2 separate regions of the Homo sapiens genome follow, and region 1 is linked to region 2. Evidence: chromatin loops called from intact Hi-C (ENCODE). Cell type or tissue: gastrocnemius medialis. All regions are shown on one strand. Links, peaks and the distances in the headings refer to the core of each region. The heading gives the core; the rest is flanking DNA. Region 1 holds the start of LOC101927575 (a long non-coding RNA gene). Region 2 overlaps QNG1 (Q-nucleotide N-glycosylase 1).

Evidence for each region. Hi-C counts contacts between places; a loop is a spot of excess contacts. Peaks named below come from ENCODE experiments on the same cell type or tissue, not always from the same donor. Only the 100,000 strongest peaks of a DNase experiment are listed, where the experiment ranks them.
Region 1: it touches region 2 in a loop (2.3-fold over the local background); 1 of 110 quality-filtered maps calls a loop at or near these places.

Annotation. Positions count from the first base shown.
Region 1 is chr9:84,055,348-84,072,411 of GRCh38, forward strand. LOC101927575 (a long non-coding RNA gene) reads left to right here and starts at 8,096. Exons shown (of 9, transcript NR_110995.1): 1 at 8,096-8,182; 2 at 11,948-12,080. In gastrocnemius medialis, for the core only: no CTCF peak of the experiment used is centred there; a DNase peak (open chromatin) is centred at 7,393; H3K27ac peaks cover 1,387 bases.
Region 2 is chr9:83,926,927-83,939,531 of GRCh38, forward strand. It overlaps QNG1 (Q-nucleotide N-glycosylase 1), which reads right to left. Exons shown (of 4, transcript NM_032307.5): 4 at 11,385-12,605. The coding sequence ends at 12,585. Among named protein-coding and RNA genes, the nearest start is that of KIF27, 12 kb to the left of the region's middle. In gastrocnemius medialis, for the core only: a CTCF peak has its summit at 11,125 (motif pointing right); no DNase peak of the experiment used is centred there.

The DNA of each region.
Region 1 (17,064 bases), core at 6,249-8,748, 120 kb after region 2:
AAAGTACAAAACATTCTAACCAATACCAGGACTGTAGTGTAGACATCTTTCCCTTTTTAAGTTCTTTTCCAATGCCACTGAGCATTTATATCCTTGTATTGCATTAATAAGGATTACACTGGCCCCATTTCTAGAACTATGTAAATACCAACCTGACAAAGTTGGTGATAGGAAGTTCATAGATGTTTCTTTTTCATATATTGCCCTCTCAGTTCTCCCAGGTAGGCCAATCTGTTTTCCACAGGACTGATCTATTGCTCTGGTTGTCAGCCTTGTTTGAAAATTATTGCAGTGTCCATGGGCATCAGTGGAATATTCCAGCTGACCTTTGTTAGGCCTTTGAATAAAGAAGACAAAACAAACAAAACCCCAAGCAAGCCAACAACGACAACAATAATTGGCAAATGCCACAGTATCTTCAGTGATTAACCACGATTTTCTTTAGAAACCTTGTGAGTCTGGGCCGGGCATGGTGGCTCACGCCTGTAATCCCAGCACTTTGGGAGGCTGAGGCGGGCGGATCACGAGGTCAGGAGATCGAGACCATCCTGGCTAATATGGCGAAAACCCGTCTCTACCAAAAAAATACAAAAAAATTAGCCGGGCGTGGTGGCGGGCGCCTGTAAGTCCCAGCTACTCTGGAGGCTGAGGCAGGAGAATGGCGTGAACCCGGGAGGCGGAGCTTGCAGTGAGCCCAGATCGCGCCACTGTACTCCAGCCTGGGCGACAGACCTTGTGAGTCTGTTAAAATAGAAGCAGACACAAGATTAATTTGCTTCAAGTGAGATAATCCGTGAAAGGCATTCACTCCACACAGAGCCTGGCACAGGGTCAGTGCTCAAAAACGGCAAGCTTATTACCATTATTTTTATTATTTGGAATTAATGTTATCTGTTTCCCCCTCCCTCTCGCTTTTTGGTCCTCACTTTTTACTCGGAATACCAGTGGAATAAAGGTAAACAGCATCCGTTCTCATTTCTGAGGACAGGCTGCCCTGATGTTGAAGGTGATAGAATGGTCAACAGCCCTGGAAGCCCACTTCAGATTCTGGGTAGCTTTGCTGGGTCACCATGGCCTTGCAAACTGGCAGCTGGCTGGAAGATTGACGCTATGTTTGGCATTGGCTTACAATGGAGAATTGCTATGCGTAGCCAAAAATCTTCCCTGGCAGCCAGGAGTGGAGAGCAGCCTTGGACCCCACTTCACAGCATTCCTTTAAATGATGTTACTGTATTCACAGGCCAGAATTTAAACGTTTGCAGTAACAAGGGAGCCAGTTTTTGGATAGTCAAAGGCATTTTGTCAACAAAAGAGTATTCAGGCCATGCTATATATTTATGGTTCTATTCATCTCACCTTGTAGATAAGGAGGATTTGGAACCGCTGTAGGCTCTAAATAAACTCTTATTTTAATGCAGATGGCTCCTTATTCTAAATAATATCCTTTATATTCTTTTGCCTCAGACTTGGCATTTCTAACTCCTTGATGAATATTTCTACTCAGATTTCCAGCCATTAACACCTGTTCCCAACTCCTTATTTTCTATCTGTGCTATCACGATTATTGAGAAACTGTATATATAGTGATTACAATTGAGGGCTTTGGAGGCTGACTGCTGGGTTTTAAATCCCTGCTGTGCTATTTACTAGGTATGTGGACTTGGATAAGTTATTTGACTTCCTGGTGCCTCCTTACCTCCTCTTTGTAATAATAACACATCCCTCATCAAGTTGTTGTAAGCATTGAATTAAATGTTTAGACCAATGCCTGGAATGTAGTCAGTGCTTGTATCAGTTTGGTTGTATTAGGCTGCAAGTAACAGAACACCAATTAATAATAGCTTAGGCAATAAATACATTTAATTATCTTTTTTTTTTTTTTTTTTTTTGAGACGGAGTCTCCCTCTGTCACCCAGGCTGGAGTGCAGTGGTGCAATCTTGGCTCACTGCAACCTCCGTCTCCCTAGTTCAAGCAATTCTTCTGTCTCAGCCTTCCCGAGTAGCTGGGACTACAGGCTCATGCCACAACATAGTAGAGATGGGGTTTCACCATATTGGTCAGGCTCGTCTCAAACTCCTGACCTTAGGTGATCCACCTGCCTTGGCCTCCCAAAGTGCTGGGATTACAGGCATGAGCCACCACATCTGGCTCATAATTATCTTATATAAGTAGAATTCTGGAGGTGGGAAGTTCCAGCCTTGCTGCAGCAGTTCAGTGGTGCCACCAAAGACTGCATGTCTTTTTCTCTTTCCCTTCTGCCATCTTTCCCATGTCAGCTTTTCATCTTCATGGCTATCACAGGTCACCAGGCTGCTGCAGCTCCAGGGATCAAGGCAAAATGAAGGGGAAAAGGCAGGGGTGGCATCGACTGTCTCTTGCATCAGGAAAGCAAAAGCTTTCCCAGTTCCCAGGAGCCTTCCAAAAGATTTCTCCCTACATCTTATTGCCAGGACTAAGTCACATGTCCTCCCGTGACTTTGAAGGAGGCTAAGAAAGTGACGATCTAGTTTTCCAGCTTCTGTAATAAGAGAAGAGAGTTGGGCATGGTTGTAGAGGCAGCCAGGCCACAGTGACTGCCACAGTGATTAATATATGTTAGCTGTTACTGTTATTATTATTCCAGTTTTTAAAGTTAAAGATGTTGAAATTATTTTTCATTCCCCCTCTTCTTCTTTAACACTCAGTCACCAAGTTCAGCGATTCCTCCTTCTCAATGTTTTCCATGCCTACCCGATCTTTCCTTCATACTATTCCTAATGTTCCGGTGTTATTATCTCATGCATGGAAAAATGCAGTCAGCTTTCTTTCTGTCTCCTCTATCTTCAGTTTCTCCATGCTCTGCTCTATCTTGCACTCCACCAGATGAATCTTCATCAAATATCTCTATCATGCCATGTTATTGCCCAAATTCTTTAATCTCTTCCTATTGTCCACAGTAGTGATTCTTAAACTTCAGCATAATTAGAATCACATGGGAAGGCTGGGTGTGGTGGCTCACGCCTGTAATCCCAACACTTTGGAAGGCTGAGGTGGGTGGATTGTTTTAGCTCAGGACTTTGAGACCAGCTTGGGCAACATGGTGAACCCTGTCTCTACAAAAAATACAAAAATTAGCCGGGCACGGTGGCATGCACCTGTAGTCCTAGCTACTCAGGAGGCTGCTGAGGGGGTGGATTGCTTGAGACTGGGAGGCGGAGGTTGCAGTGAGCCAAGATCAAACTGCTGCACTCCAGGCTGGGTGACAAAGGGAGACTCTGTCTAAAAAAAAAAAGAAGAATCACCTTGGAAACTTGTTAAAAATCAGATGTCTTCTTAAAAGCAGGTATTGAGGTTATAAAATAATATATTCTCAATATACTCACAGTATAATTGGCAACACAAACAAAATAATTATAATTCAGGGAATTTATTTTCTATGTTACTCATTTGGCACATTAAATTTACTGCTTTACATAAGATCCACAATCAGTTATTTTTTCATGTATATATGTCTCATTTCCTTCAATAGATCAGACATTGCTTGAAGGCAGAGATTCTGTATAATACCACACTGCCACTGTAATTAGTCCTAAAATATCCGACACAATTTTTTTGAATAAATCAATGGTATTCATGCAAAATATTCAGTGGGTACTTAATAAATGTTGGACTTATCTAGCAAAAACAATGGAAAACCTCAGACAAGATTGGGTAAAAAACAAAAACAAAAAACACCTCTATCTATTAGAATAGATGTATAGCTTGAAGCAACAGAATTACTCTTGGCTGAGAAATGGCTACAATCTAATAATGTAGATCTTGCATGAATCAAATGGAAAGACACAGTGTAGATCTATCACAAATACTAAGCTTCAAGGGGTGAAAGGGCACTGTTAATCAGTAATTCTATCAGTAATAGGATTAGTTTGATTATTATGGAAGAGATCACCCATTCAATAATGTTCTTTTCCAGGCACTCCTGATACCCACTGGAGGTAATGCTGGTTTTGGGAGCACAATGTATTGTGAATAAAATATACGAAGAAAAAAGGTAATTATTTATACCTGTTTGGTGCCAGGGTCTTCAATGATGAATAAGACCCAGTCTCTCAAGGAACTTGGTATCTAGTAGGAAAAAGAAGCATGCAGACAAGTCTAACAGATGATTTCCAGTATAACCGGAAATCAGAGAGGAGCATGAGTGTGTGAGTGAGGCAGGAGAAGAAGAGAGGATCTCTTCTGTCTGGAAGTGTGAGGACACCTTTTCCCAAGGAGTTATCTGCTCTCTCACCTTCCTTTCAGCTTCTCTTGGAATATTGCTAGAGTTATTATTTTTATCATGTTTGGTCTCACCTTCTCACCAACTACTGAATTTCAGAGGTAAATATCCAAGGAGTTGATAACATCTTTGTTTCTTCATACTAATGAAACGGGAAACAATTTCAGAAGTCATCCAATCCAACCCAGCCTGACAAACAAAATGGTCATCTGTTCTCTCTCTTTCTATCTACTCCTGATTCCCCCAAATCCCCGCATTTCTCAAATATGAGAGACTAAGGATAATCAACCATCCTGCTGTGCCCCGGAAAAAGTACTGAAATGCAGGACTTTCATTGCTAAAATCGGGACAGTCCCAGACAAACCAAGATGAGTTGGTCACCCTAGAGGGCAGTAGAAATAGTTAGAATGAAGGAGCCTGGATTAATCTATGCTAAATTCCTAACTGGGCAATTCCCTTAATGCTGATGGTTGCTTTATAGTATCAGAATATAAATGTGTCTCTGGAAGACAAGCCTATGCAGATTCAGAGCAAACATCCCACCACAGCCTACCAGGCTTGACTCATTCACTGGCTGGGTGAAGTCAACACAAGCATGTGTTTTCAATAAATATTTGATATAACTTTGTTTTGATTATACTGGGCTCTTAGGGGCAGCATTGTGTTCCCACCCAAATTCCTATGCTGAAGTTCTAATCCCAGTACCTCAGAATGTGATTGTATTTGGAGAAAGAGTCTTTACACATAATTAAGGTAAAATAAGGTCATATAGGTGGACCCTAATGCAATATGACTGGTGTCCTTATAAGAGGAGTAGATGAGGACAAAGACACAATAGAGGAAAGGCTGTGTAAACACAAGGGGAGAAGATGGCCATCTATAAGCCAAGGAGTGAGGCCTCAGAAGAAATAACCCTGCTGCCACTTTGATCTTGGACTTCCAGCCTCTGGAATTGTGAGAAAATAAATTTCTGTTGTTTAAGCCACCCAGTCTGTGGTACTCTGGTATTGCAGCCTCAGCAAACTCATATATGGGCATTGTTATGTTGCTTATAACAATGGAAAACGGACTGGGTAATTTATAAAGAAAAGAAATTTATTTCTTCCAGTTACGGAGGCTATGAAGTCCCAGGGCGAGGGGCCACATCTGGTAAGAAACTTCTTGCTGATGGGGACTCTGAACTGAGGCAGGGCAGGGTATCACACAGCAAGAGGGATGAGCGTGTGAATGTGTGAGCTCAGGTCCCTCTTCCTCTTCTTATAAAGCAACCCATTCCACTCCCATGGTAACCCATATATTCATTGACCCTTTAACCCATTCATCCATGAATGGATTAATCCACTTATGAGGGCAGAGCCCTTATGATCCAATCACCTCTTAAAGGCCCTATCTCAATACTGCCACATTGGGGATTAAGTTTCAACATGACTTTTGGAGGGGATAAATATTCAAACTACTGGGCCAGGTGTGGTGGCTCATGCCTGTAATCCCAGCACTTTGGGAGGCCGAGTTGGGCGGATCACAAGGTCAGGAGTTGAGACCAGCCTGGCCAATAGGGTGAAACCCCTTCTCTGCTAAAAATAAAAAAAACTAGCCTGGTGGGGTGGCACATGCCTGTAGTCCCAGCTACTCGGGAGGCTGAGGGAGGAGAATAGCTTGAACCCAGGAGGTGGAGGTTGCAGTAAGCCGAGATCGCACCACTGCACTCCAGCCTGGGCGACAGAGTGAGATTTCATCTCCAAAACAAACAAACAAACAAACAAACTATATATATATACATACATATATATATATGTATGTATATATATTCAAACTACAGCAATTGTCTTGAGTTGGGCTTTCTCAGATGTATATAGTGATTTATGCAGAAGTAGTTTATTTGGGAGGTGATCCCAGGAAGCCCTGATGACAGAGGTGAAGGGAGAGGGAAAGGAAGGAAACTACTTCAGAGCAGGTCACTGCTGGGGGCAACTGGATCTGCATTCCACTGGGGGCCTCTGAAAACTGTGTAGAACACACCTCAGGTTGTCCCACCCGAGGGGCAATTTACCCTCCATCTCCCATTCGTTATGGGGGGAACAGGGATTGGCTTACAGCCTGGCAGCACCTGCCTGCCCTGCACAGTAGTGAGCTAATTTCTGCTGCTAGAGAAAGCCCTCAGGGAGGGTTGGGGGAGCTTGCAATAAGAACTGCAGGTGTGCACAGCAACAGTCTCTGTGTGTTTTATTTGCTTTTGTAATAACAAACAATAAAGATTTCAAAAGCAGGAAAGTGATTGTATTACTGGGAACAATTTTATTTAACTTTAACATTATAACAAATCCATTGCCAGTTTCACTTTGGAATTTGGCCTAGAATAAAAGTGGCTTTCTCTAGGCAGGGTGTGAGATGTGATATAAGCCGTGTTCTTTCAGCGCCCCGGTGGTATCATGCATCAGGCTCCTCACAGTGCCAGACTCACTGTCATTCTTAAATTCCTAGAGATTGGGCCTTGTTAGTGCTAAAGGCCTCTGAGGCTCCTTTAAATCAGTCACATATTGATTAAAATAAGAAGGGAGATTCTCCCTTTCCTACCTAAGCTAGCTGAGGGCATATAGCAAAATCTCTTTTCCTTGTGTCAAAATTAAAACAGGACTCTCAGTGTCCTGCGCCATCTACCCAGGGTAACTTCCTACCCTTCCCATTGCTAAAGGAGATAGATAGTAATTATTCAGCACCCCCCTCCATGAGGACTGACATAGATAATGCAAGTAGAGTTCTCAGCAAAGGGCATGGCTACTAACTGCACACATCGAAGCCCATTGAGAATACTGGTAATTTGTATATTTATTTCATGTAACCAGAAATCTCCATATTTTATTTAAAAATAAATTTTGTCTCTGGGTGTTGTTTCACTTGCGAGTACGCCAGGCTTGTGACTGTGTATCCTTTGTCCTCCTGGCTTAAGTATCTCCAAGTAGAATTATTGGGAAGTTTTTAGATAAAATAAAAATCTTAGGAAAGGTTGGGGCTGGCCTTGGAGGAATAGAGGGGAGGGAAGGAGACAGAACTGGGTCCTGGGAAAAAGGAGGCAGGCAGGCTCCATGCCAAGGGCTGGGATTAATCCTGGGCACCTAGCCTCTTCCTCTCTGAGTTCTCCTTCACCCTTTGCCAGTTTTCACCAGTGACTCTGATAGACTGGGGTGCAAATATAGAAATGACTAATGACATAAAAAAGTTGTTTGTCCATCGTATGTTCTCACTCATAAGTGGGAACTAAGCTATGAGGATGCAAAGGCATAAGAATGATACAATGGACTTTGGTGACTCAGGGGAAAGGGTGGAAAGGGAGTGAGGGATAAAAGACTACAAAGTGGGTTCAGTGTATACTGCTCTGGAGATAAGTGCACCAGAATCTCACAAATCACCAGCAAAGAACTTATGTAACCAAACATCACCCATTCCCCCCAAAACGTATGGAAATAAAACATTTTAAAAAAAGGAAAAGGTTTTAAGGTTTTTAAAATATGTGTAGGGAAAGATTATCTCAGATGTATTTTTAAAAAAACCAAGATATTTTATAGGGATTTAATAGATGTTTTCAAAATCAAAATAAAAGTTGTTTTTCCTCATTAGTAAGCCAGAAAGTTGGAATTAAAACTACAGTGATGTAAGTGCCTGAGTCTTAAGTAAGGGTCTTAATATTAGTCTTAAACAGAGGAGGGATAGGGTTAGAAACTTTCTAAATGAATGCTCCCTGACTGAACTCATTGTTTTAATGCAGCATATAATCCTCTGGATAAATCTCTGAATAAAATTTCAGATGAAAAGAACACTTAAATGGCCACATTATATCAACAGAAAGACAGGCATTTCAGGACTAAAAAAGAACATAACATATGGAATACTGAAAACCTGTACTGTAGCCCAGCGCCAGGCACCAGGTATGTCTTCAACAGATGTTAACTATGATTATGATTATTGTCACCCAATAACCATCTTTCCCATCTAGTATCTCATGGGAATTTCAGAGAATTCACGTGTATGGGAGTATAATGGAGATGGAGACTCTGTAGGGAATTGGGGTGCAGGGAAATTCATCTGTTTCACAATGCACACCCACATCAAGTGACTCTAATTCTCCTTTCAATAAGAGTTTTTGCTCTCAAAAACCCTCTTCTCTTCCAGACTGTCTCTCTCCTATGTAAGCCTAATGTTTTTCTCTCCTGCTTTATAGATTTTCCCTCATACCTCCTTCAAATTCTTTTCTGTGCCATGTAATGTGAAAGCCACAAAAATTGACCTCAGGTCATTACAGTCTACTAGAGGAGCTATAAACAACATTATTTAGAATAGAGAGGTTGACCACCGTGACATGCTAGAGGCATAAACGGTAGGGGTTCAGTGGAGAGGAGACATCATAAGACAAGTGGCATGGGCATTGGTCTTAAAGGATAAATTGGATTCTGTCTGAAAACAGTAGGAAATAATATTATTGGTGGAAGGAACAGTTTGAGCAAAGACACAAATGTGGCAAAAGCCAGGGTCTGATCTTCCCAGCTTGAATGCCAAACTAAGGGATCCAGGCTGTATTCTATAGGCCAACATTTTGAGCAGCTCATCTGAGCCATATTGGAGATATTAATCATAGACTGGTTGTCATGAATGGATGGGAAGAGGCAGGGGCAGGGTGCAGGAGGTCAGTAAAGAGGACATCCCCATTACTCTTCAACTCTCAGATAGTCAGATATAAATGTTAATTCTTGCCTTCTCAGAAATGTTTAAGGCATCTCCATTGTCCACAAAATAAAGAATAAACCCCTTAAAATGCCATTCAAGGCCTCCGTACTAGTCAGCTTGAGCTGCCATAATAAAATACCATAGACTTGGGGCTTAAACAACAGAAATTTATTTCCTCACAGTTATGGAGGCTAGAAGTTCAAGGTTCTGGCCAGTTCAGTTTCTGGTGAGGGCAGATGGCTTGCAAATGGCCACCTTCTTACTGTGTGCTTATGTGGCCTTTACTTGGTGGTGCTCATGGAGAGAGAGAGCAAGCTCTCTGGTGTTTCTTTCTATAAAGGCTAATCCTTTTGAATCAAGACTCCAGGGTCACACCCTATGACCTCATTTAACCTTAGTTCCATAGAGGCCCCATCTCCAAATAGAGCCAGACTGTGGGTTAGTGCTTTGACATACACATTTTTGTGAAACACAAACATTCAGTCCATGACAGCTTCCTAGGAAAACAGTAACTACCATCTGTGAAGTGCCTACTATAGTCTAGGCATTGTGTAAAGTTCTTTACCTACATTATTTCATTTAATCCCCTCAAGAACAGCATGAAGTAGGTATTTTGTTGTCTGCATTTTACAAATGAGTCTCAGGGAAGGTAAGTACTTTGTCTATAGCTGTACAGCCTTTAGGGGAGGAGGCAGACTTTTAAGGGGAATCCACCTTGAGGCAGGAGGAATCCACATTGAAGGGGAATTGGAAGCACTCCACTCCCCTGACTGACTGCTTCCGACTTCAGCTGTGGCTCTGTCCTCCCCACCCACTCTGGTCCCACTGTATAACTCAGCATTTTCTCCACGTGACATAATTCTTGAGGTCTTGTGTTTGCTCATGCTGTTTTCTCAGACTGTAATGCCTTTTTTTTCTTCTTTTTATTAATTGTTCAAGTTTCCCCTCAAGGGGCAATGCCTCTGTGAAACCTTCCTGTACATCTTTTTTGTTGTTGTTGAATCATATGTATGTGAAACCTTTCTAAATATTCCATGCTGTTTCATTTGGCCTTGCATTCTGGTTACCTGTCTAAATGTCTGTATTTCCTTGCCATACCACCAGATTATACATATTTTGAGATATTTTACATGTGTGTATTTTACACCATGCCCAGCACACAGTAGGTGCTTTAATAGACATTTACTGAGTGAAGGTCAAGGTGAGAGTTAGTGAAGCTATAAACTAGAGGAGTGGCAATGGAGATGCAAAGGAGAGGATGGATTGATAAGACCTGGTGACTTTGGATGTGGGGACTGAGGGAGAGGCCAAGATGACTTGAAAGTTTTTCAAGGTAAGAACATCAGTGTTACTATAGAAGCCAGGAGGTGTTGCTACTTGCGGGGAAAGACACCATTAATAGAGGCGGTAGTAGTAATAATAGCAGCTTCCACTAATTAAATACTTGAATCACTCAGCATGCCAAGTGCTTGTCATATATTGCTCACCTATTTCTCATAATAATCTTGTGAGGTGAGCATTATTCTCAATGCATAGATGATGAAATGGAGGCTCAGAGAGATTAAGCAAACTGCTCAAGGGGGCACAACTAGCAAGCATCAGAACTGAGATGCAAACTCAAGTCTGTCTGACTCCAAAGCTTGTGTCCTGAAGTATTATCCTCCTGAAAACTGCCGAGTGACTCTATTTCCTGTTCTCCAAGGGGCAGCAGGGGAGGTCTCGCCATTTGCCGACAACTCTTTGTGGTGTCTGGTGACTGATTGGTGGTCAGTGCCATGTTGGTTCTTCATGACACAGACAATCCCCTGCACACAGATGGGAAGTTCCCAGGGATGGGAGAGAACATGAGATGTCTCAGCCAGGCCCTGGATGTCTCCTTGCCTTCCCTCCTTCTCCTCTCGGGCTGTACAAGCTGTTCAGCAGAAGTTCTTAGAGCATCTAGTCTTGTTCCAAAGAGACATAGCCATGGCCAAAGAGAATCTGAGGAACGCTAGGAAAAGTCACCTCTTCTATGTATTTGGTGTAAACTGGGAAGAAAAGGTCCCAACATATCTCATCACAGTCAGCAGTAAACAAATATCTTTATCAATAGCAGCATCAACAGCTTGTATTATAAGTGGGTGTGAGGGATTCCACTTCTTGGAAGGTCAAGTGTGGGAGATATCCAGGACTCAGGTCACTGAAGTGGGCACATATCCCTAATAACGCAAGAGCCTGGTAATGGAAACAAAGATTTCAAATTTGTCAATGATAAAACTTTTCTTAGTTTTTCATCTTGGAGAAAAAGAGTAAGCTAACAGGAAGTACAAAACAGGAATACATATTGCAGAATTCTTTAGGTAATACTATACTAGGTTTGTGATTGTATTTTAAGACTGATTACATGAAAGAATATTAATTAGGCCTATGAGAAGTAGCAGTATAAGTGGTTTGACAGAAATGTGAGATGAATGTATAGCAGATTTCAGCAGATAATGGCAGAAGAGTTGGGGGATAGGTCTTTTCCAAAGACTAAATGGATTGACTTGTTTATTCCGGCAATGTAAAGGAAGGAGGAATGATTGTGACTTTCTTCCTGTGATATGAAAATTGAAATGGGTTGGGCGGGGCACAGTGGCTCACGCCTGTAATCCTAGCACTTTGGGAGGCCGAGGTGGGTGGATCACTTGGGGTCAGGAGTTTGAGACCAGCCTGGCCAATGTGGTGAAACCCCATCTCTACCAAAACGATAAAAAATTAGCTGGGTGTGGTGGTGGGCGTCTGTAATCCCAGCTACTTGGGAGGTTGAGGCAGGAGAATCGCTGGAACATGGGAGGCGGAGGTTGCAGTGAACCAAGATTGTGCCACTGCACTCCAGCCTGGGTGACAGAGTGAGACTCCATCTCAAAAAAAAAAAAAACAAAAAACAAAAAGAGTAATGGGTTTATATAGATACCTATGAGTAATAGATTTTCACCATGTCTACCTAGGTCAGCACACTAAATGCCCAGAAGGATGATGTGTGGGTGAAGAAGCAGAGCAACATAATATGGGAGGGGAACCCCTTCTTGGCAGATTTTAAAGAATAAAGTAAATGGAAGTCCTTGTTTCTTCAATTAGACAGTGAGTTTTCTTTTAGCTCTATTATTTTATAGAAGTTGTAGATGTTCTTAGTTTAACTTGTGTTAGTCCCATGTTCAGAAGTAGCTTTAACCTCTATTGCCTACTACGTGACTGAAGAATAATTTGGCATTTTTCCCTTTCAAAGTGAAGCATGAGCTTTCATAAAAATCTTCCCCCATTGTTGTTACAGCATTTTGGTATGCATTTATATTTCAGTAATTTTAATGTAGTATATTAATTTTGATTATAAATGTTTCCACACACATGCCTACTGGTGGTAATATTTTATGTTTACCTTCTCGTTTGTACATTTTATTTGGGAGTAATGCATTCTGATAACTCATTAGGATACATGGATGGAAAATTTTCATTTTAAAGTAGGATAGTTTTAAGCAACATTAACATTTAATTAGAGCTCTTCACTGCATTTTATTATGAGGTTATTCTGTAATTACTCAGCAGGTCCTGGTGTTTATTAATGCAGAAGTGACAGCACATAATACAACTAAATTATTGCCACATCTCTGGAAAAGACAATTGGAAAATGGGGAACAGATAGAGGCATTGTTTAAAGAGCCTCAGGGAAAAACAGCCTCAGAACATAATCCTTATTTTCTTTTGAACCTTTTTTTTCCATGACAATCCAGAGCAACATATAGCATGTAGACCTCCCCTACTATAGGTTAAGTAGCTTACATAATGGCTCCGGCTGCAATTTTCACATTTTGCATGAAACCGTTTTCTTGCAAGAGTAGATGTGAAGTGGAGCCTGTTAGATATAGTTCTAAATTGCTCAGATACATTATATGTGGGGAGAGTAGAAACCTTCAAATAAATGCCAGAAACTGAGGTTTCTAAGAAGCTTTATGCTTTTTAAATAATCATCCTTTTCTCCTTTTTAATTAGAATACAGATATTATATTATGACCAGAGAACATAATGGTTAGAAAGCTCCATCAAATGCACTCTGACCCTTTATAACACTGCAGGGATGTGCAGGCTGTAATTTTCATATATGAGTGCCCTGAAATTCTTCTTTCCTTTTTAAGTTTTCTTTTATGCAGACCTCATAATCCTGCTGCTAATTTGATTCCCTGTCCGTTTTCCTCATTATGCCCAAGCTGCTTCTGGACACTTAAAGTGAATTGAGGCAACTATTTTGATATTGTGGGTGAAAATTAGTTTTAACTAAGACATCCAGATAACAGGTGTATGTGTATATGTGTGTGTGTTTGTGTGTGTGTGTGTGTGTAGTTGGTCTTGGGGGGTATTGACCTGAGGAGATAACATCTCTGGAATGGGCTACCTTGATAAATCACCTGAACTCTCCTCTTCGTAAGCACTAGAGCAATGACAGCAGACATTCTTGCTTTATTCCTGATCTTGGGAGAAAAATCATTCAGCCTTTCATCCCTAAATATAATGTTAGCTGTAGATATTTTGTAGGTACTTGTATTAGTTTGCTAAGGTTTCCATAACAAAGTACCATCAACTGAGTGGCTTAAATAACAGAAGTTTGTTTCTCACATTTCTGGAGCCTAGAAGTCCAAGAACCAGGTGTAGGCAGGTTTATTTTCTTTGGAGCTTCTCTTCCTGGCTTGTGGACGGCCTCCTTCTCGCTATATCCTTATATGGTCTTTCCTCTGTGCGGGCTTATCCCTGGTGCTTCTCTGTTTGTCCAAATTTCCTCTTCTCATAGAGACGACAGTCAGATTGGATTAGGGTCCACCCTAACGGCCTCATTTTGATTTAGTTACCTCTTTAAAGGTTCTGTCTCCAAACACAGTCACATTCTGAGGTACTGGGGATTAGGGCATTACATAAATTTTGGGGTAACACAATTTAGCCCACTGACAATACCTTTTATTAGGTTAAGGAAGTTCCACTCTATTTCGGTTTGCTGAGAGTTTTTAAAATCACGAATGAATATTGAATTTTGCCAAGTGATATTTTTGCATACATTGATAGGATCATGTGGTTTTCTTTAGAATGTCATAATGATGGGTTACATTGATTGATGTTTGCATGTTGAACAAGTATGTTATTCTTTTTTATATCTTGTTGGATTAAATTTGCTAATATTTTATTGAGTGTTTTTGCAAAAATATTCATAAGGCATATCATTTTATTTTCTTGTAATATCTTTGTCTGGACTTAGTATCAGAGTAATGCTGGCCTGATAAAATAAGTTGGGAAGTGTTCCCTTCTCTTTTATTTTCTGGGAAAGTTTGTTTAGAATCTGTATTATTTCGCCAGGCGCGGTGGCTCATGCCTGTAATCCCAGCCAAGGCGGGCGGATCACAAGGTCAGGAGATCCAGACCATCCTGGCTAACATGGTGAAACCCCGTCTCTACTAGAAATACAAAAAAATTAGCCGGGTGTGGTGGCGGGTGCCTGTAGTCCCAGCTACTTGGGAGGCTGAGGCAGGAGAGTGGCGTGAACCCGGGAGGCGGAGCTTGCAGAGAGCCAAGATTGCGCCACTGCACTCCAACCTGGGTGACAGAGTGAGATGCCATCAGAAAAAAAAAAAGAAAAAAGAATCTGTGTTATTTCTTAATTTTTTTTTTTGAGACGGAGTCTTGCTCTGTCTCCCAGGCTGGAGTGCAGTGGCACGATCTTGGCTCACTGTAACCTCTGCCTGCTGGGTTACAAGTGATCTTCCTGCCTCAGCCTCCCTAGTAGCTAGGACTACAGGTGCGTGCCACCACTCCCAGCTAATTTTTGTATTTTTGGTAGAGACAGGGTTTTACCATGTTGGCCAGGCTGGTCTCAAACTCCTGACCTCAAGTGATCTACCAGCCTCGGCCTCCCAAAAGTGCTAGGATTACAGAGGTGAGACACCATGCCTGGCCATTTCGTCTTTAATGGTTTTGGTAGAATTCATCAATTAAGTACCTGGAGCCTGAAGATTTCTTTTTCAGGTGATTTTTAACTCCTAATTCAATTTTCCCCAGGTTTTCTATTTCATCTTGAGTGAGTTGTTAGTTTGTGGTTTGCAGAAGTGCTCCATTTTATCTGTTATTGAATTTATGTGTGTAGAATCGTTTGCAACATCCTCTTATTATTCTTTTAATTTCTACGGTATGTCACCCTTTTTATTCCTGATGTTGGTAGTTTGTGACTTCTCTGTTTTTTCCTTTGTCAGTGTTGCTAGAAGTTTGTATTAGTCTGTTCTCTAATTGCTATTAAGAACTACCTGAGACTGGGTAATTTATAAAGAAAAAAGGTTTAATTGGCTCACACAGTTTTGTAGGCTATACTGGACGCATGGCTGAGGAGGCCTCAAGAAACTTTCAATCATGGTGGAAGGTGAAGAGGAAGGAGGCATGCCTTACACGGCTGGAGCAGGAGGAGGAGAGAGCGAGGGTGGGGGTGCTACACACTTTCGAACAACCAGATCTCGTGAGAACTCACTCACTAACCCGAGAACAGCAAGGAGGAAATCCACCCTCTGGATCCAATCACCTCCCACCAGGCTCCTCCTCCAACACAGGGGGATTACAATTTTACGTGAGATTTAGTCAGGGACACAAATCCAGACCATATCAGGTTTATCCGTTTTATTGATCTTCTTTTTTAGTCTTGATGGAAACTTATCAATCGTATTGATCTCTTAAAGGGAACTACCTCTTTGTTTCACTAATATTCTCTACTGTTTTTCTTTTTTCCGTTTCATTGATTGTTGCTTTTAACTTTTTTATCCTCTTCCTTGTGCTTGCATTGGATTTATTTTGTTCCAGGTAGAAGCTTAAATGAACTAATTTGAGACCTTCTTTCTTAATGTGAGCATTTAATGCTTTAAATTTCCCTCTAAGCTCTCCTTTAATTTCATTCCATAATTTTTGATATATTGTAGTTTTATTTTATTCAGTTAAAAATATTTTCTAATTTCCCTTGATAACTCCGCTTTGACCCATGGATTATTTAGAAGTATATTGTTTAATTTCCAAGTGTTTTGTAGATTTTCCTGTTATCTTCCTATTATTGATTTCTAGCTTAATTCCATTACAGTCAGGGAACATACTTTGCATGACTCAACTCTTTGAAATCTATAGGATACACTCTGTCTTGGTGAATGTTTCATAAGTATCTGAAAAAAATGTACAATCTACCTGTCGAATGAAATGTCCTATAATGAAATTAGATTTAGTTGGTTGATAGTATTGTTCTGTTCTATATCCTTGCTAATTTTATATCTACTAGTTCTGTTGATTAGCGAGAGAGAAGTATAGAAGTCTCCAATTATAATTTTGGATGTATCTATTTCTTCTTTTAGTTCTCTCACTTTTTAGTTCATGAAGCTTTATGTTTTTTACTTGTTCATTTGTTTGTTTTGTGACAAGGTCTCACTTTGTCACCCAGGCTGGATTGCAGTGGTGTGAACACAGCTCACTGCAGCCTCAACTTCCCAGGCTCAAGTGATCCTCCTGCCCTTAGCCCCCCAAGTAGCTGAGACTACAGGTGTGCACCACCACGCCTGGCTAATTTTTGTATTTTTCATGGAGATGGGGTTTTGTCACGTTGCCCAGGGTTGTCTCAAACTCCTGAGCTCAGGTGATCTGCCCACCTTGGCTTCCCAAAGTGCTAGGATTATAGGTGTGAGCCACTGCGTCCAGCCTGCTTTGTTGTTAGGTGCATACACATTTAGGATTGTTATGTGTTTTTGATGAACTGACCCTTTTATCATTGTATAATGTCTCTTTATCCCTGGCTCTAACATTTACTTTGTCTGTTACTAATAACGCCATGCCAGCTTTCTTTTAATTCGTGTTTGAATGGTATATTCTTTCCATTATTTTACTTAACATACCTATATCTTTATATTTGTGGTGCATTTCTTGTAGGCAACATGTGATCTCATGTTTTTATTGACTTCTAAATCCATTTATATCCATTCTGATCTCTGTCTTTTAATTGATATAGTTAGAATATTTACACTTAATTTAGCATTTACATGTAATTATTGAAATATCTAAATTTGAA
Region 2 (12,605 bases), core at 10,106-12,605:
CATACCTGTAATCTCAGCACTTTGGGAGGCCGAGGTGGGCGGATCACAAGGTCAGGAGTTCAAGACCATCCTGGCCAACATGGTGAAACCCCGTCTCTACTACAAATACAAAAATTAGCTGGGTGTGGTGGCAGATGCCTGTAATCCCAGCTACTTGGGAGGCTGAGGCAGATAATTGCTTGAACCCCGGAGGCGGAGGTTGCAGTGAGCCAAGTTTGCACCACTGCACTCCAGCCTGGCAACAGAGCAGGACTCCATCTCAAAAAAAAAAAAAAAAATTCTTATGTCGTAGCTTCTATAGGTCAGAAATCTGAGCATGGGTTAGCTAGATCCTCTGCTTCAGGGCTGTCACAAGGTTGCAATCAAGGTGTCAGTCAGGGCCACGAACATTTCAGGGTCAACTGGCAGAATCTGTTTCCAAGCTTCTATAGTGTTTGGTGGTAGTTCTTGAGGGTTGTTGGACTGAGGGACACATTCCTGCTGGCTATTAGCCAGAGGCTGCCCTCAGTTCCTTCCCCTTAGTTCCTTGAACAGGTGGCCCTCTGCATCACATTGAGCATGTAAGATGAGCCATGGAAAGAAAATCAGCAAAAGAGAAGTCAGAGTCACTTATAACTTGATTGTAGACAGGATATCCCATCACCTTTGCCACATTCTGTTCATTAGAAGCAAGTCACTGGGTCTATCCCACATTCAGGAGACAGGTTGCATGAAAGTATGAATACTAGGAGGCAGGATTCATTGGAGGCTACCTTTATTTCCTCCCCGCCTCCACCCCATTCCCTATTCTAATCACCAAATTCTGCTTGTTTTACATCTGAATATTTCAAATCCTTTCTACTCTAGTTCAAGATTTCACAATCACTCACCTAGACTACTGCAACAGCCTACCAACTAGTCCCCCTGTCTCCAGTCTTGCACTTACAAATCCACCCTCCACACCTTCTACACTGATCTATCTAGGACATGAATCTCACTGTCTGTCCTTTGCCTAAAGCCTTCCTGTGATGGCATGGAGAATACTATTCCTTAACAGCTGGAATGGGAAATCTATATGTGGACAGACAAAGTTTTGCTGAGAAGATGCTTTGCTAGCCTGCCCCTAGGTGGAAGATAAGCCTTGGAAGCCTGATTTGGTTGGTACCCAAGCTTCAGAGAGGAGGGTGGTGTTGCTCATATGAGACAAGGGGAAGAATTATTTGACTGCTCTTGAGAAGGAATGAGGAAGATGGGGGAAGGGGGTGGTGTTGGGAGAAGCTGAAGCAGAGAGGAGGCAGAGAATAACTGATAAGGGAATCCCAGGGACACTGGGAATGGCTAACGGAGGCATTTATTGATTGATTGACTGAGACAGAGTCTCGCTCTGTCACCCAGGCTGGAGTGCAATGGCACAATCTCAGCTCACTGCAACCTCTGCCTCCCGGTTTCAAGCGATTCTGCCACCTCAGCCTCCTGAGTAGCTGGGATTACAGGCAAGCGCCTCCACTCCTGGCTAATTTTTGTATTTTTAATAGAGACGGGGTATCACCATGTTGGTCAGGCTAGTCTCGAACTCCTGACCTCATGATCTGCCTGCCTCGGCCTCCCAAAGTGCTGGGATTCCAGGCGTGAAACACCGCGCCCACCCAGTGGTGGCCTTTATGTTCCTGCTGTGAAGTGTGCAATTCAAACCCCTTCCTCTGTCTCCCCTGCAAAATCTTCAATGATGTCTGCATTGCTAACTTACACATTTGTCCAGTCTGGTGCTGGACAAAACCATAGGTTGACCATGTGGACCTAGAAGGCAGAAGATTAGAAGAAAGCCAAAGGTGTAGTGGGTCATTTCTGCAATCCCAGCACTTTGGGAGGCCGAGGCAGTAGGATCAGTTGAGGACAGGAGTTCAAGACCAGCCTGGGCAACACAGTGTGAATCCCTTCTCAAAAAAAAAAAAAAAAAAAAGAAAAAGAAGAAAGAAAGAAAGAAAGAAAGAAAGAAAGAAAGAAAAGAAAGAAAGAAAGAAAGAAAGAAAGAAAGAAAGAAAGAAAGAAAGAAAGAGAAAGAAAGAAAGAAAAAAAAAAAAAAAAAAACAATTAGTTGGGCATAGTGGCTTGCACCTGTAGTGCCAGCTACCTAGGAGGCTAAGGCAGAAGAATTGCTTGAGCCCAAGCGTGGGAGGCTGCTGTGAGCTATGATTGAGCCACTGTACTCCAGCCTGAGTGACAGAGCAAGACCCTGTCTGTAAAATAAAATAATTTTTAAGACTAAAATAAAAAATCATAAGATGTAAAAATTTTCAACAAAATTCACTAAAATGATAACCACCATCATCTCTGGATGGTGGAGTTAAACGTTATGACTTTTTTAAAAGACAAGGTCTTACTCTGTTGTCCAGGCTGGAGTGTAGTGGTTTGATCACAGGTCATTGTAACCTTGAACTCCTGGACTCAAATGGTCCTCCCACTTCAGCCTCCAGAGTAGCTAGGATACAGGTGCACACCACCATGCCTGGCTAATATTTTATTTTTTTTTGTATTTGTTTTTTGTTTGTTTGTTTTTGTTTTTTTGAGACAGAGTTTCACTCTTGTCACCCAGGCTGGAATGCAATGGCATGATCTCAGCTCACTGCAACCTCCACCTCCTGGGTTCAAGTGATTCTCCTGCCTCAGCCTCCTGAGTAGCTGGGGTTATAGGCCCCCGCCACCATGCCCAGTATTTTTAGTAGAGATGGGGTTTTGGCATGTTGGCCAGGCTGGTCTCAAACTCCTGACCTCAGGATACACCTGCCTCGGCCTTCCAAAGTTCTGGGATTGCAGGCGTGAGCCACTGCGCCCGGTCTAATTGAATTTTTTGTAGAGATAGGGTCACTCTATGTTGCCTGGGCTGGTATTGAACTCCTGGTCTCAAGCCTTCCTTCCCACCTTGGCCTCCCAGAGTGCTGGGATTAGAGGTGTGATTCACTGTGCCCAACCTGTTATTTATCTTTATATCTCTATTGTTTGTTTGTTTGTTTGTTTGTTTGAGACGGAGTCTTGCTGTGTCACCCAGGCTGGAGCGCAGTGGCACAATCTCAGCTCGCTGCAAGCTCCGCCTCCCGGGTTCACGCCATTCTCCTGCCTCAGCCTCCCAAGTAGCTGGGACTACAGGCACCCACCACCACGCCCAGCTAATGTTTTTGTATTTTTAGTAGAGATGGGGTTTCACCGTGTTAGCCAGGATGGTCTCGATCTCCTGACCTCGTGATCTGCCCACCTCGGCCTCCCAAAGTGCTGGTATTACAGGCGTGAGCCACTGCGCCCGGCCTTATGTCTCTATTGTTGAGCACAGTCAATGTCTAATACATAATAGATAATAAGCACATCCCAGAGAGTCAATGAATGTTTATGGAAATAAAAAAATTTAAAAACAGAAAACAAGTAACTTGCTCAAGCCTACATGGTTAAGTGACAAAGGCAAGACTGAAGCTTCCATCTGTCAGATGACAAAGTCAACACACCTCCCCAGAGGCTGAGCTGAGCAGAGCTGCAGTATTCTATATAATGAATCTCAAGTTTTGTTGTTTGTGTTACAGCTGATTGGCTGCAATCAGGATCCAAACATGGACCATATATGGCATTTGATTGATATGTACCTTAATTCTCTTTTAATCAATAACAATTACCCTCACCTTTAAAAAAATTGTGGTAAAATGTACATAACATAAAATTGACTATCTTAACACTACTGAGCTGTACACTTTAAAATTGTTAAGTACTGGCTGGGTGTGGTGGCTCACACTGTAATCCCAGCACTTTGGGAGGCCGAGGCGGGTGGATCACCTGAGGTCAGGAGTTCAAGACTATGTGGCCAAAATGGCGAAACCCCATCTCTACTAAAAATACAAAATTAGCTGGACATGGTGGCGCATGTCTGTAATCCCAGCTACTCAGGAGGCTGAAGGCAGGAGAATCACTTGAACCTGGGAGACGGAGGTTGCAGTGAGCCGAGATCATGCCACCGCACTCCGGCCTGGGCGACAGAGCAAGATTCCATCTCAAAAATACATACATACATACATGCATACATACATACATAAAATGGTTAAGTACCTTCACATTGTTGTACAGCCAATATCCAGAACTCATTTCATCTTGGAGAACTGAAACTCTACACCCGTTAAACAATAACTCACTATTTCCTTCTTTCTCTGACCCCTGGCAGCCACCATGCTACTTTCTGTCTCTATGGATTTGACTATTCTAGGTTATAGAAGTGGAATCATAGAGTATTAGTCCTTTTGTGACTATTTCACATAGTATGATGTCCTCAAGTTTCATCCATGTTGTTACATATATCAGAATTTCCTTTCTTTTTGAGGCTGAATTAATATTCCATTGTATGTATGTATCACAAATTGTTTATCCATTCATCCACTGTTGGTCCCTTGGGTTGCTTCCACCTTTTGGCTATTGTTAATTATGCTGCTGTGAACATGTATGCATAAATATCTCTTTGAGAAACTTTCAGTTTTGGGGATTATTGCTATGGATTGAATGCTTGTGTTCCCCAAAATTCATGTTGAAACTCTAAATCCCAATGTGATAGTATTTACAGGTAGGGCCTTTAGGAGGTAATTAGATTTAGATGAGGTCATGAGGGTTGAACCCCATGATGGAATTAGTGTCCTTTTAAGAAGTGGAAGAGGCCGGGTGTGGTGGCTCTTGCCTGTAATCCCAGCACTTTGGGAGGCTGACGCGGGAAGATGGCTTGAGGCCAGGAGTTTGAGACAAGCCTGGGCAACAAGGGGAGACCCTGTCTTTACAAACTATTTACAAACTGGCTGATTGTGGTAGCATGTGCCTGTAGTCCTAGCTACTTGGGAGGCTGAGGGTGAGAGGATCAATTGAGCCCAGAAGGTTGAGGCCACAGTGAACTGTGACCATGCCACTGTATTCCAGCCTGGGTGACAGAGCGAGACCCAGTCTTAAAAGAAGAAAGAGACAGACAGAGAGAGAAGGAAAGAAAGAAAGAAGAGAAAGAAGGAGAGAAAGAAAGAAAGAAAGAAAGAAAGAAAGAAAGAAAGAAAGGAAAGAAAGAAAGAAAGAAAGAAAGAAAGAAAGAAAGAAAGAAAGAAAGAAAGCAAGCAAGCAAGCAAGCTGCTATTTGTCCTATAGGATTTCTCACACTTTAGAATTGGCTGATCATATACTGTATTTTCATTTAACTTGTTCCTCTGTTTCCTACATTTCCTGTTAACCAGTAAGTTAGATCTAGATTCTTGATTAGATTCAGGTTCAATTCTTCTGGCAAGAATAATTCATAGATGGGCATATGTACTTCCTGTTGCAACACACCAGGAGGCATGTAATGTCTGCATATCCTGCTTTTGGTGATGTTAAGATTATAGATGAGTACAGATATTTTTCAGTATAATCCATCCATTAAAAAGTTCCTCATCGGCTGGGCATGGTGGCTCATGCCTGTAATCCCAGCACCTTGGGAGGCCAAGGCGGGTGGATCACTTGAGGTCAGGAGTTCGAAACCAGCCTGGCCAACATGGTGAAACCCCATCTCTACTAAAAATACAAAAATTAGCCAGGTGTGGTGGCACATGTCTGTAGTCCCAGCTACTCAGGAGACTGAGACAAGAGAATTGCTTAAACCTGGGAGGCGGAGGTTGCAGTGAGCCGAGATGGCACCACACTGCACTTCCAGCCTAGGCAACAGAAGGAGACTCTGTCTGGGAAAAAAAAAAAAAAAAAAAAAGTTCCTCATTAACATTTTACCTAGAAGCCATTGAGGATCATTTCCCATATCTATTATTTCGTTAGGGATTGCACAATGGTAATGTTCTAATATTCCTTTTTGCATTTATTAGCTGGTATTGTTCTATAAAGAAGAGCTTTTCCTCTATCAGATTATCCTGAAATGCAGTTAGTACAGGAATAACAGAATAAATGCTTTTTTCCTTTTTATTTACCAATTTTCAGAATTACAAATTGGTCCCTACCAACCTTCAAAATCAAACAATACGGTTTCTTTTTTTGGAGCACGTGTGTGGTAGAAGGAGGGTAACTATGAACTCATAGTTTTTTTTATATTTTTTTACTTGCTTTCAAAATACTATTTTTGGTTCTCAAAGTATTTCTAGGCTTCTCTCTAAATACCATTGTGACCTATTTGTTTCTTCTCACTTTGACTCAGGCTTCGTCAAAGTTATTGAGCCTTGGCTGGGCACAATGGCTCATGCTTTGGGAGGCTGAGGCAGGAGGATTACTTGAGGTCAGGAGTTCGAGACCAGCCTGGGCAACCTAGTGAGACTCTATCTCTACAAAAAATAAAAATTAGCCAGGCATGGTGGTGCACGCCTGTAATCCCAGCTACTTGGGAGATTGAGGTGGGGGAATTGCTTGAGCCCAGGAGGTTGAGGCTGCAGTGAGCAGTGATCAAACCACTGCACTCCAGCTTAGGTGACAGAGTGAGACGCTGCCTCTAAAAAACAAAGCAACACTTTTTTTTTTTTTGAGATGGAGTCTCGCTTTGTCACCCAGTCTGGAGTGCAGTGGCGCAATCTCGGCTCACTGCAAGCTCTGCCTCCCAGGTTCACGCCATTCTCCTGCCTCAACCTCACAAGTAGCTGGGACTACAGGTGCCCGCCACCACGCCCAGCTAATTTTTTGTATTTTTAGTAGAGACAGGTTTCACCGTGTTAGCCAGGATGGTCTTGATCTCCTGACCTTGTGATCCTCCTGCCTCGGCCTCCCAAAGTGCTGGGATTACAGGCGTGAGCCACCACGCCCGGCCAAAGCAACATGTTTATGTTTTTTTAAAAAAGGAACAAAGCTGTTGAGCCTTAATAATTGCATTCTACTCCTGCAACCAAATACAGGTTAGTATTCTATATCAACTGACTCTTAGTCTATCTTGAGAGTGGCAAAATGGGAATGGCGAAGAAAGGGAGAGAATTCCTAGGTTTGTCCTGTCTCCAGACAGGAAGTTGGATTAGTGCTTTCTTTTCCTTTTCCTTTTTTTTTTTTCTTTTGAGACATAGTCTGGCTCTATTGCGCAGGCTGGAGTGCTGGAGTGCAATGATGCAATCTCAGCTTGCTGCAACCTCTGTCTCCCAGGTTCAAGTGATTCTCCTGATCTCAGCCAAGATCGTACCATTGCACTCCAGCTTGGGCAACAAGAGTGACATTCCATCTCAAAAAAAAAAGAAAGAAAAGAAAAGAAATATGAGGTATGGTCTTTGTGCATTTTAATCCCTAGACTGTAACTAGTTACATGATCATGGCTAAAGCCAGCTCTATCCCTGGGCTTATTTTGTTGATCACTACAATTGCTTTTTCACTATGCTAGTTTTAGTTTGATTTATTTCATTTAAAACTAAAACATCCTTAACCCAAAGGGATAAAAGAAAGGAAAAGATACACAGTGTATGGAAAAAAGAGAAATTTAGATGAATGGCACAATAATATATTTCTCCAAACTTCCAATTGTTTAATCAATAAATTGTATACCTGCAAGGAATTTTACAAATTACAGGCATGCATCACATAACAATGATTTGGTCACCCATGAACTGCATACACCATAGTATATGGTATCCCATGAGATTATCCCATCCCAGTGGGACAAGACCAGACACAGACCCTTCAATTCCTCATTCTTTTTTACAATTTTTTTTTTTTTTTCCGTAGAGACGGGGTCTTGCTATGTTGCCTAGGCTGGTCTTGAACACCTGGGCTCAAGTAATCCTCCTGTGTGGGCCTCTCAAAGTGGTGGGATTACAGATGTGCATCACCATGCTCAGCCCAATTCCTCATTCTTTGTCTCTCTATTAGAACTCTTTGTCCACCTAAAACCAGCATGACACAGAGATAAATATTTCCTGTTTGGCAACTGACTGAGACTTCTGATTGCAAAACAATCCCACATGTAAGTCCTCCACCTGTAACTTGTATACTCCTCTCTATAAAAGTCTAAGGCAAAACCACCCTGCCAAGAGACTCTGATCTTTGGATTTGGAGTGCTTTTCCTATTGTAATAGCCTGAATAGATCAATTCCCTTACTTGTTTAGGTTTTGTATTTGACTATAGCACCCACCAAAAAGCTGGAAATTTTAAACTAAAGCAAAAAACAGCACACCTCGAGAAAGACGGGTCACAGAGTTGCAAGGAAAAGGAAGGTCTAGTTGCCTCAAAGCTGATCCCCTAGGTCATATACAGTCATTAAATCCGCATCTGGGGCAGACTGGGGTGCCAGCCTGACTAAGCCATTATCCATTCAGCTTCAGGGGAGGGGACACTGTGAGGAAGCTCAATACATGATTTCTGAATTGAATGAAACAAAATCTATTAATTTGCCTTGGTGCTAATTAGGGAGAAGTTTAAGGTTGATAAAGGAAAAAAAGCAGCCCCTGATAAAAAGCTGGCCTGGCACCCACAGCTATACCAGTTAGTCTTCTGTTGGACATAATCACTTTCCTAGCCTTCTTGGCAGTTAGTTGTGGTCACGTGACTAAATCCTAGTAAGATGAAACCAAAGTGGAATGTGGTGGCTACCAAAGCCTTTCTTGTCAACCCTTTGTTTTTTTCTTTCTTTCTTTCTTTTTTTTTTTTTTTAGAGACTGGATCAGAAAGGTTACTCAGAGACCATGATAAAGTAAGACTAAATAAGGCCACTTCAGAATTTTGCCTAACCACAGAAAAATACAAGGGCATCGTGCCGTACAAAGTACCCAAACATCCTATCTCCACTAAAATGAGTGACTGCTGACTTCTTTACCAATGACAGCTTTATCCTTACTCTTGTCTGCCCTCCCTATAGAAAAAATTTGAGGCAGTCAATGGTAGAGCAGCCAATAGTATAACTGATCCTGCTTTCTGAGAGTATCCAATCTCAACAGAACAGTTTCCTTAGACCCTGCCCCAAATAATCCTCCTACTGAGTCACCCCATGCTACAAGTAATAAATCTAACCTGTTTACTTTGGTTGGAAAGCATTGACAAGGTGCCTTGGCTAAACAACTTGAGTTCATAGAGTGAGGCAAATCATTAGGAGGCCTCTGAAGAAAAATAATTGAAATTTGTTTACAAAACAAAATATTTTATAACTGATGGCAAATCAAAGGCTACTAAAGGAAACTGAGTCACCAAAGAATTAGAAAAGACTTCTCTGAATGGAGGACTGTGCCAGGGAGTTTCAGGAGGCTGTGCACATTTTCATTACCTTTAAAAGGGTGTGCAGAATGAATCAACACAACTGAAAACACTTTCAGAACTTAATTCTACATTCCATTCTCTTCTGGAACGTCAGGAGCTAGCCCCATGTTAATTATGTTCCCCCAGACTACCCTGAAATCCAAGAGGGATGTTATCTCCACACAAATCCCCAAAAACCAAAAATGTTAGAACTAGAACACTACCATTTTGCAATCCCTAATGAAATAATAGATCTGAAAAATAATCATCCATGGCTGTTAAAGCCATTAGGCAAAATGTTATTTTAATGCTCTTAGTCTGTATCAGGTAAGAAAACTATAAAATCCACTTAATGGGTGGCAAAAACTTCTTGCTGTTTCCCAGTATCCACCCATACTTTTTTTTTTTCTCGAGACTGGGTCTCACTCTGTTGCCCAGGTTGAAGTGCAGTGGTGATCATTGCTCACTGCAGCCTCGACCTCCTGGGCTCAAGCGATCATCCCGCCTTTGGCTTCCCAAAGTGCTGGGATTATAGGAATGAGCCATTGTGCCCAGGCCCATCCATACTCTCTACACAGTTTAGCTGGTATCCAATGCCCATAATACATGCCACTTTCCTAGCCTTCTTGGCAGTTAGTTGTGGTCACGTGACTAAATTCTAGTAAGATGAAACCAAAATGGAATGTGGTGGCTACTAGAGCCTTTCTTGTCAACTCTTTTTGTTTCTTCCTTATTTTTTTTTAAGAGACTGGATCTCGCTACATTGCCCAGGCTGGACATGAACTCCTACGTTCAAGGGATCCTCCTACCTCAGTTCCTCCCCACCACACAGTGGCTGGGACCATAGGAGCGAGCCACTGCACCTGGCTTCAACCCTTTCTTTCTACTCTTCTTTATTGCTTCAATCCTGCTGGCTAGATTAGAATGCAGGCATCCAGGATTGATTCCAGGTTATGCTCAGTGGCAGAAGAGAAAAGGCAGCTGGGTCTGGGAAACCATGGCTCACAGCTGTAAACGCGGTGCTTTGGAAGGCCAGTGGCAGGAGGACTGCTTGAGCCTAGGAGTTCGAGACCAACCTGAGCAACATAGTGAGACCCCATCTCTACAAAAAATTTAAATTAGCCAGATATAGTGGCATGCGCCTGTGGTCCCAGCACTTTGGGAGGATTGCTTGAGCCCAGGAGTTCAAGGTTACAATGAGCTATGATCTCACGACTGTGCTCCAGCCTGGGTGACAGTGAGACCATCTCTAAAAAAATAAAAAATAAAAAATAAAAAAAAAGAGAGTGGAGAAGGAGAAGAAAAAGAGGGGGGAGGGGAAAGAAGGGAAGAAGAAGGAGGAGGGCAGAGAAGCAAAGGGGAGGAGAAGAGGGAAAGGGGGAAGGGAAGACAGGAAGTGCCAGAAGGGTGGCAGGAGCAGAGGCCCAGAGATTACACTGGAAACTGTTATGATGCTTTCTGGTACAAGTTACAGAAAACTAATTCAAGATGCTGGAAATAATAAGGTAATGTGTTTATTATCTCAAGTATGAAGTCCATGGATAGGATGGGCTCAGGCATGGAAAGTATAGCTGGGCTCTAGCTCCACAAAATGGCTACCTGCATGATAGCAGGTATCATGCTAAAAGCATTGCTCAGAGGAAGAAAAGGGAACTTTGTCCTATATCTCTTTCTTAAAAGTGAAGAATCCTTTTCTAGAAGCTTCCCAGCAGACTTGTCATCCAGTGTCACTGTCCAGAACTAGATTATATACCCATTATCAAAGCAATCACAGGCAAGGAGAGTAAAGTGACCAGGAATAGTAAACCATTCATACAAGATCTACCTCCAGAACTGGGGATGGGATCACCATCCCCTGAGTCATACAGGACAGGGATAGACACAGGACCACTCCTATGGTTGTGCAAGTTGTGTAGTGCACAACTCCAGGAGGCCTCACTCACAGTCATTTGTAAGGTTATTATGACAAATTTCCAGCAGATGGCAGTAAAGTGCTTGGGAAAAGGGCATCTTTTTCTGACTTTTCTGAAGTCACAGCAAGCAGACAAGGTAGATACCTAACAAAATCAAGATTCTGTTAGAAGGAATGTGGCGGGGGTGGTGGGAAATGAGTACTTGACAGGTAATGAGAGTTCTGCAGCAGAAGGTAAATAATCTAACTTACAGTAAACCTTTTAAAATTATATATAGTAAATTCTATTTTAATGAAATAATCCATTCCAGGTTTAAGAAAAATTTTGAATATTTTTATTGAATTCCAATATAGTTACTCTGAAAAAACAAATTAGACAGATATCCTAAATTGAAAATCATGATGTACAAAACCCACTGTCATTACCAATAAAAAGTTTAAAATAAAGTGTCAAGATTGATTTTTACAAGAACAGCATTCATATATCAAAAACCTCTCTCTTTTTTATACCAAATGATTAAGGTATACTGAAAATTACACACCTCAAGAAAATATATCAGTAGATGAAATATTATCACTGAAGATTAGTCACATAAGGCATGATTAGTTTTGGGAAATTTAAATAAAATATTAAAGTTCCTTCACGATTTCCGTCAACTACATGTCCACAGGGGGGAAAAAAAAAAAACATAAGTCAAAACTAAACAGGCAGACAAATGATAAAGTTGGGAATACATAGCGATGTCAGGAATTTTTTTTTTTTGAGACAAGGTCTCCATCTGTTGCCCAGGATAGAATGCAGTGGCGTGACTGTGGCTCACTGCAGCCTCAAACCCCTGGGCTCAAGCAATCCACCCTCCTCAGCCTCAGCCTACCGCGTATTTGGGATTACAGAGCGTGCCACCATGCTAGGCTAATTTTTAAATTTTTGTAGAGATGGGGGTCTCCCTATGTTGCCTAGGCTGGTCTTGAACTCCTCGCCTCAAGCAATCCTCCTGCCTTGGCCTCCCAAAGTGCTAAGATTATACATATGAGCCACCACATCTGGCCTAGGAAGTTTTGTTGTTGTTGTTGTTGTTGTTGTTGTTTTTTGAGACAAAGTTTCACTCTTGTTGCTGAGGCTGGAGTGCAATGGCCTAATCTCGCCTCACTGCAACCTCCACCTTCTGAGTTCAAGCGATTCTCTTGCCTCAGCCTCCCAAGTAACTGGGATTACAGGCACGTGCCACCACGCCCAGCTAATTTTGTATTTTTAGTAGAGATGGGGTTTCACCATGTTGGCCAGGTGGTCTCAAACTCCTGACCTCAGATGATCCACCCGCCTCAGCCTCCCACAGTGCTGGGATTACAGGCATAAACCACTGTGCCCGGCCTAGGAAGTATTTTTCAAGTGAGAATGGGCAATCAATTTCCTATAACCTCGATCATGTTCTCTAAATATCAAAGCAAAACTGTACAGATGATATGATATAAAACGCAGGGGGTTTTCTTTGGATCAGTTTACACTTGAGGTCAATAATATATGCAACGTAT